2 separate regions of the Homo sapiens genome follow, and region 2 is linked to region 1. Evidence: chromatin contacts called from ENCODE Hi-C or POLR2A ChIA-PET data. All regions are on one chromosome and are shown on one strand. The core of a region is the stretch at or near the end of the contact, and the rest is flanking DNA. Distances in the headings are between cores, read along the strand shown.

Region 1 (3,908 bases), core at 655-3,154:
AAATTGAGAGTATCATAGGTTTTTTCTTATAATCCTTGAGAACTTGTGTCAAAAGGACAAGTTGGAAATAGACTGTAATTGGAAAGATTTTCTATAATAGGTGAAGGTATTTTTAGTAAAGAGGCAACTGCTAGCCTATGAACTATTGAGGGAATTTTCCCCAGAAGTCTGGAAAGCCTGTTAAGTCACAGTCCTATTTAATCAAACAGGCTTTGATGTTTTGCTAAAAGAACCAGGTTAGAATAGAAAAGCAGATCATGAGGTCAAAATGCTATTATCATTTATAATATTACTAAATATACATCAAGGTTTTGTTTTGATACTTTAATTTATGGCAGTATTTAAGGCAGTCATAGTCTTGGTCCTAATGGGGCAGTAGATGGAATGACGCAGTAATAGAGGCACAGCTTTTCTGGTGGTTATCCAATATAATGACTTCATGAGCATGTCATTAAGTCTTTCACTCTCAAAAAATATGAAAGGATAAAATTTTCAGTTTGTAAATATGAATAGATAGTTATAAGATCTAGGAGGAAAAAATGATCCAACATACAAAGCAGATTATTTTTAAGGATAAGCACATGTTGCTTCCATCAAAACAGAAACTGCTTTTTACAGCTCACTAAAAGATAAAAGATAAACTATAGTTTTGAAAACTATATCTTCATGCTTATTCTAATAAACCTCATATTTGAAAAGTAAGCCAGCACCTCTTTAAGGTTCTGTTACTTTGTCTACATGGAATTGTGATAAAGCACTAGTATCATTTGTAGGGTTTTATTATTGGCAAACAAGGCAGGGAAATTGAGGAGAAACAAAAAAGTACTGTATGATAATACAAAACACAAATTTGCATCAAAACATAGTAGCATCTTTGAGGCTACATCCATGTTTTAACAGATATGAGTGATTCTTGTGAACATAAACATGTTGCTGCTTCATTTGTCATATAGTGGTTTCATAAGTATGCATGTAATTTATTGTGAAGATTTTTGCCTTATGGTATCTTGTGGAAAGATAGGAAAATATTATTCCCTATTCAAATAAGATAAATGATGGCTTTTTGTTTTAAAGAAAAGCTTTAAAGTTGCTGAATACATATATATACTCTTCCCAGTGGGTTTTTCTTTTTTATTGATTGAAGACCTTTTATTTTTTTTGTAAAACAGCTAACTACAATGCTGTTCATACTGCAAAGTAACTGGCCTTTTTCAGTTTCTTGTGAATCCATTCAGTTTCAAGGTCTTCTCTCTTTACGCATGATATTTTCTGGAACAATTTATGAAGTTTAAAAAGTGGTGTCTAGCTTGCCATTTTTAATAGTCATGAATAGTGACTTTCTTCCTAGTATAATTTTCATCAGTCTCTCATTATGAGACTTTAATGGACACATTTCTCATTACAGCAAGGTGTGCTAATTAAGAAGATTTAATTGTACAAAATTGTCTAAATTATAAGGTGGTATATTGTACAACAGGAAAAATTAGTTTACTTAATATTGTTCTTCATAAGAGACCTCATTTTGAGAGCTGTGTATGCATCTATTCTCTCATGTGAATCTTCATTGTGGACATAAAATAGTAAACAAATGTGATTTAATGTGTGGTCACATCCCAGTGGACAGTGACATTTGTTCACATTAGTGTCCTGCTTCTTTCTCTGCCAGCTCCAAATGTTTTTCTCCCTGTCTTCAGCTTACATTCTCCTACTTCTTATATCAACGTCGTATCAAGCATTGAGAAATGCTTCCATTTGAGCCAGTCTGGCTGCTTGCTACTCAGGATTCTCGGTTGCGTGAGAAGCAGGAAAGCAGCAGATTTTACCCTTGTTGGGAAAGAGGCCCTTTACGTCTTTCCATCAACTTTTACTCTGTCACTCAGTCCTCCATAAACGGACAAACCAGGAACTAGTTGGATTAGGGTGTTAGTCACCAGTCAGCTAGTTTGCTTTTGGTACAGAAGTGATTGAGTCATTTTCTTACCAAATCTCTCCTTCCTCTTCTTACTCTCTTTTTCTCTATTTATTGAATCATCACTTACTCAGCCAGTTACACTGTTTTCAGAGTTGTCTTTGACTCTCTTTCTCTCAACCCTCTTATCCAGTAACTCGTGGATCTCTTCTTTGTCTCCCTTCTGCTCACCACTGTCCTAGTCCGAGTTCCTGTTGATTGCCTGTATTGTTATATTCTCCTAAATGGACTCTCTGCATCCATTTCCTCCTTATGATGCTGCCAGTGCTGATATTATTATTCTTTGCCAGAAAAATCCTTCCGTGACATCTATTTGCTTACAAAAATTGTGCCCCACCTTCTTAGCATGGTTTCCAAGGCTCTCTGGAAACTGATGCAAACCTTTCTTTCTTTCTTTCTTTTTTTTTCCTGGCTTGTGTTGTGTTTCCACCAACTTCTCCGCCCTCAACACACACTGACACATGCTCTGGTTGCCCTCTTGTATGTTTCTTCTTCCCTGTCTCCATCTGTGGAAGTCTTAGAAATTATTCAGTACCCAACTTAAATGTTGCTTCTTTCTCTGAGTCTCCCTGTTAGAAATAGCCTTTCCTTGCTGTAAAATTTCATAGACTTTTATGCTTTTGTCAGAGTATATGTTACCTCTAGGCCTGTAGATGTGCTTATGCCATCTCCCTTTCTGCTATGTGAGGCACATGGAAAATAACTCAGAACTTCTGGTCAGATTGATTTAGGTTCAAATCTCAGCTTTGCCAGTTACTAGAATTTATTTGTTTTACATAGATCACCTACCCTTACTCATCCTTTTTTCTCATTCTCAAAAGATCTTAAAATAACTTCTTAGGGTCATGAGGATTAAATGATTTGACTTATGTAAAGTACTTAATGCTCTTACAGCAAGTATTTGATAAGTATGCATTCATTTTTCTTTTTCTTTTTTGAAGTGTATATTTCCTGTTTATTATGCTTGGCACTCAGGTATCTGTTAAGCTTGGCACTCAGGTATCTGTTAAAAAAATTTAGTTCAGTTTGTCTAATTATTATCAATTAAATCAATTAAAATTTATTCAAACCAACTGTGCAGAAGGCCTTAGAGTAGGTGCTGTTATGGATACAAAAATGTATATATGACATTATCCCAGTCCCTCAACCCCTAGGAGCCTACAGCCTTTAACTGTGGAGCCAAAGCATAAATTTAAAAAAGCTAAATAACTTTGTACATTGTTAAAATAGCAGATTCATGTGGACAAGGTGAAAACCCAGTAAATTGCCTTGTGCTTAAAAGGATCTGTAGTAGTCCATTCCCATACTGCTATGAAAAAAAAAAAAATACCCAAAACTGGGTAATTTATAAAGAAAAGAGGTTTAATTGACTCACAGTTCTGCATGGCTGGGGAGGCCCCAGGTAACTGCTATCATGGCAGAAGGGGAAGCAAATATGTCCTTCTTCACATGCTGGCAAGAGAGAAGTGCTGAGGGAAAGGGTGAAAAGCCCCTTATAAAACCATCAGATCTCAGGAGAATTCACTCACTATCACAAGAACAGCATGCGGGAACCGCCCCCATGATCTAATCACTTCCCAGGGGTCCTTCCCTCAACACATGGGAATTACAATTCAGATTACAATTCAAGATGAGATTTTGGGTGGAGACACAGCCAAACCATTTCAGGTTCTACATATAAAGGCCATTCTCTTATAACTCACCAGAGAGAGGATTTCACAGGGTTCTTTCTTTCTGTATGTAAATATATATATATATTTGGAGATGGGGTCTTACTCTGTTGCCCACAAAATCAGAGGGTTCTTTTTAATCATTAGCTTTACCCATCCATCTGGAAAAATAAAGCGGTGTAAAAGCCTACAAGCATCAGGAAGCAAAGAAGACTGGAAGTACAGGCTTAACTAAGTGTAGAACTTGGGAATATGGCATACCTGTGTAC
Region 2 (4,529 bases), core at 1,298-3,797, 530 kb after region 1:
GATGGGAATAGCCAGATGCTTCCCTTCTGGATATTAGTAATAGTGTAATAAGTAAATAACCCCAGGAAAAACTCTAACCAAGTCTCATTAAACTTGCATTGTCACCTGAATTCTATAGTGGAAGGGAGAAGGCTATAATTCATTTTGTTATGTAGTTTTTAAAATGAAGGGAAGTGTTTTACTCAATGGGAGTTTCTTAGCAGGCGGATTTTTTAGGTAATATAAGATGTCCAAGAAATAGCCATTCCTAATCAATGTAGTCACAGGGAAATAATAGTAGTAAGAGAAACCCATCACTAAAGTGATATTATGCGCCATCCAAACTCCTGTTGAGGAAAAGATTTTATGGATTGAGAAAATTCTAACCTCTTCCAGATAAATGGAAGCAGGCATGATTTTAGAGTGATAGCAGATGTTGCCATTGTTTGTAAATATCCCTGTGCTTGTGAAATATTGAGACATTTCAAGCCTAGATCTTAGAGGAAATTTTATTGGTTTTTCTCAGATATACTTGGGGGAGTTTCATCAGTTAGTTGAAGTTGTGTAATTGATTGTGCTGATATCAGAATTGAAATAAGATATTAAAACAAGGTAAGCTTAAAATTCTTGTCACTGACATTCTTACAGATGATTTTGAAGTATCTCTGAGGTTCTGTTTTACATGGAAACACTATGGTTTATTCAGATTGCCCAAATTTGGTTAGTTCATTGGTTTAATAAACATTGAAGGTGCCGATACTTTCATGAAACATTCTGTAGCATCTGCATACACCATTAAATAGGAGATGACATTCCTTGGATGTCGATTTAATAATTTAATATTGTTTATAAATAATGTTATTCTAAGAGTAGTACAATATCCATTTGCTACACATAGGCATTTTGACCGTAACACTTTTTTCAAAAGTGATGTAAATGTATTAGCTTTCCACTATTAAACAGCCTGCCAGTATTTCTGAGCTATTATAATCACTTAAATAAGGAAGCCAATGAATGAAAATGATTACCTAAGAGAACAAAGATCTTATTTATTTATTAGAACTAAGCTCCTATGAGATGGCAGAAGCTCCTCTCATGAAAACAAATTGCATCAGTAATCCATTAACAGAGTTTTTTGTTTTTTGTTACTGTTTTTTTCCTAAGACTTCTCAATGCATTGAAAACATCATTCGATTTTAGACTACTGGGAGTTGCTAAATACACTTATTACTATGGGATTATTTTGCAAAAAAAAAAATGAATAAAAAGGGGAATTTTTAAGGTGACCAAATATCAGATAGATTTATCTAGAGTTTTATATATAGGTATTTCTGTGTATTTGTGACCTGTATGTCTCCATGGATGCAACTTGTGCATACAGACACACACATATGCACATTCACACACACACACACCTGAGATTGATTAAAGTTAAAAGTGCAGTCATGTGCTTCTATTTTTCACCTTAATGAGCACTCAGAAGTAAGTGAAAAATTAAAAGGTGGTTGGTTATATTTAGCTGTAGCTGTACACTCAATATATGTTGCACACAGTAGGAAATGAACATAAAATCAGTGAAAAAGCCTCAACATTGCAGCTATATGCATTAATTAAAAGAAGTTTGTTAAACTAAATTTGAAAAAAAACTTCTTTAATTGTGTTTACCCAAAAGGCTTTTCTTCCTAATTTAAATAGCATAAACATCTGGACTAAAGCAATATTAGAATCATGGCAGTAGTCAAGCAAATCTTGTGGAAAATAATGAAATTAGATCCCTGGTGTTGTGACAGAGTAAGGGCAGGATACATCAGTTCGATGTTAATAAAATTTCCATGAATGACTGAATACAATTAAGAAATTGTCAGTTGCGGCAATGAACTTTTGTAGCTCATAGATGTTTGCATCATTTGATTATGCTGGCAATTTAAAATTGTTTGTTAGTGTCTGTGTTGGGATATTAATTATGACCTTTATTACAGCCCACAATTAAACTAGTCATATAGCAACAAGCAAACTGTGTTGTGATACTGAAGGATCTGAACTATTTACAAAGAGGTCTGTTGGGTTTGGAGCCACCAGTGCCCTTTCAAACTGGAAATGATTTTAAAAGATGCAGTAGTTGAGAAACCACAACAACTGGGATGAGTAAGCCCTTTAATACAAGGAGTTCTTTTTAATAGTGTTTTAACAGTTTTAATTGCTAACAACATCTGTAAAACTGGAAAAAAAGCATTTTTAACTGTGACTCTAAGATAAGCTTTCCCTGTTCAGGAAGAGAAAACAATTATTCATTGGTTAATTAGCTGTAAACAACTTTTAAAAGATACATTCATTATATATGTAATTATTTGAAAAAAGGCTTCAATGTTATTTGTACTAATGCATAATTATTAGTGCTTGCTAAAAGGATTAACAGGACTTAGATGACCACTATTATTGCGGAGTAGCACAGTGAAGAGATGAGATTAGCATCAGGAAGGAATGTGTTATGATGAATCAGATAGGAATTTTTTGTTTTTGCTTTGTTTTTTCTTGTTTGCACACGGTAGTAGAGGTCACGTGGAGTCACATTATATTTTCAGAAACAATGTGTTTCAACCTCAAGTAATAGTACTTTTCATCTTTGTTTTTATGACACATAAAATATCTCACTAGACAAGTTTTTCTCTCCTAGAGTTATATTGTTGCTATGATTTATTATCTGTTCATTTATTTGTTTATTTACTTATATTTACCTTTGAGAGCTTTAAAAAAATCAACACTAAGTTATATTTTAAACTTGTGGTTATTAAAAACAAACTAGTTACCAGTAAAACCATGAGCTAGTTAGTCTCACTTGTGCTTATTGCAGCCACTGTATTATATTTATTAGATCATGTACCATGTTCCCTATAGCATGTTTGCTGTTTCACAACTATTGGTAGAAATTAAGTACAATAAAAATAGTTTGGTCTGATGTTTGAATTTCAGTAGATGAAGTTCAGTGTTGACCTGCTTCTAGTGTTCAGTGATTTGGTTGAAACAGAATAACTTGGATATTTTGAAGTAGTTTGGGTATTAGCTTTTCTCCTCCCTGCCCTCTATGTTTTGTTTAGCTTCCTCTTCCCATTACATTTAATTGGCTACCTGATACCATTATTACAGACTCAAAGTTGTGCATTTCATGCTGCAGTGATGTTGATAAAGATATTGCATAGCCTGGGGCAAACCCAGGGCTTTTGTACTTTTTACTACTGTATATTATAATTAACTCATCTTAGGTGGGCCAAAGGTTTGTCATGGGCTTTCTTACCACAACAGCCTGGATTTGATTCCACTCGAGAGCCCCACCACCCCCACCCCAACCCGCCAGTCTTTTTTTTTTTTTTTTTTTTAAGAAAGAAATGAAGTTCTGGAGCTTTGGTTTCAGCATTTGCAAACCTGTTTCCCAGGGTGCCAGTTAAAATCCCAGTGGTGGTGACTCATCTCCTTTATTTCTCCTTAAGGCCACTGTGAGATGAGACCTCGCCTGGAGCACTGTGCAGACAGAAAAACTATTGCATATTCCCAATAAGATAGGCTTTCCTCCGAAGTCCTTGATCAAGTTTTCTACTCTAAACTGAGAATGTTAGTGTCTTTGTGAGTCACTCCAGCCTCTATTACAGAGCAATAATATTTTGAGTTTGAAAATTTTTGTAGCATTTGGTATGAGCTTGCCATCTCTAAGCATTGCAGTTTTTGTCTTGAGTGACAGTGATGAGGGGGCAAGCCTGCTTGGGCTATCACGTTGGCTCAAGTAGCTAAGCTAAACTCTCTCATGCCTTGAGAGACCTTAAATGTGACATTATTCCAGTGTCTATTGAACTTTGAGTGTACTTGAGCACTAGTCAATCTGCTGAATTATCGGATACCTCCCCTCAATTTCTCCCCCATCTTTATCATGTGTCCTAAATATTTGAAGGAGGCGAAGGTGTCAGGAAAATTTACCTATAAAATCCATTCATTTATTAAATATTAAAATTCCAAATTCAAACACAGCCATGGCCTTTAGCATACAGGGAGTTCTAAATGAATGCTGTAGCACTGTTATTTTTGTTAGTTGACAGGGAAATTATTACATTTTTAAGGATTTGTGAATTTAAGCATAGATGATTACTTTGAACGTTGGGGTTTTGCAAATGGGAAGCCTTGTTGCTCAATTTACTAATTTATTTTGTGATCTGTGACTAAACTGAGTAAAAATGCAAATAGTACAAGGCCCTTTCCATTTTATCACCAGATCAGTTTACTGATGGGAGGATCAGAGTCACTAAACACTCCGACACTCTTGTGATTCCTAAGTAGTTGGGCATTAAAAGCCGCTAGTGAAGACTAGGAAGATTGTGGTGGTTCACACAGGGAGGTTTAAATGAAATCTAGTTATTTATTTTAGGTTTAAAATGAAGAGTCTCCAGCTCAGGTTTATTGGCCATTGTGACAGTACAAACAGGTCTCTTCCCCATCACATGCAACAGTAAACTGCATTGCTGGGAGGTGGCAAACTCATGCAAAAAGGAAAGCACTTGACAAGG

The links. A loop is a pair of places that touch in the nucleus more often than their neighbours do. ChIA-PET counts read pairs that join two places held with the same protein, here RNA polymerase II (POLR2A).
Region 2: a loop to region 1 is called in a map of PC-9, with 2.9 times the contacts of the local background. The contact joins two enhancer-like sites. A Hi-C loop is called at or near these places in 1 of 168 maps with a recorded cell type or tissue (PC-9). POLR2A ChIA-PET finds 5 or more read pairs at or near these places in 1 of 52 experiments (MCF 10A).

Annotation. Positions count from the first base shown.
Region 1 is chr2:58,106,152-58,110,059 of GRCh38, forward strand. The region is part of intron 7 of VRK2 (VRK serine/threonine kinase 2); the gene reads left to right. Among named protein-coding and RNA genes, the nearest start is that of VRK2, 61 kb to the left of the region's middle. RefSeq lists a silencer at 3,323-3,617. Within about 2 kb of position 1,905, at least 6 of the 41 ENCODE cell types and tissues checked have a DNase peak (open chromatin) inside an H3K27ac peak, as active enhancers do; they include PC-9, where a contact is called at or near this core.
Region 2 is chr2:58,631,709-58,636,237 of GRCh38, forward strand. All of the region lies in intron 1 of LINC01122 (long intergenic non-protein coding RNA 1122), which reads left to right. Among named protein-coding and RNA genes, the nearest start is that of LINC01122, 110 kb to the left of the region's middle. RefSeq lists an enhancer at 1,154-2,831. Within about 2 kb of position 2,548, at least 6 of the 41 ENCODE cell types and tissues checked have a DNase peak (open chromatin) inside an H3K27ac peak, as active enhancers do; they include PC-9, where a contact is called at or near this core.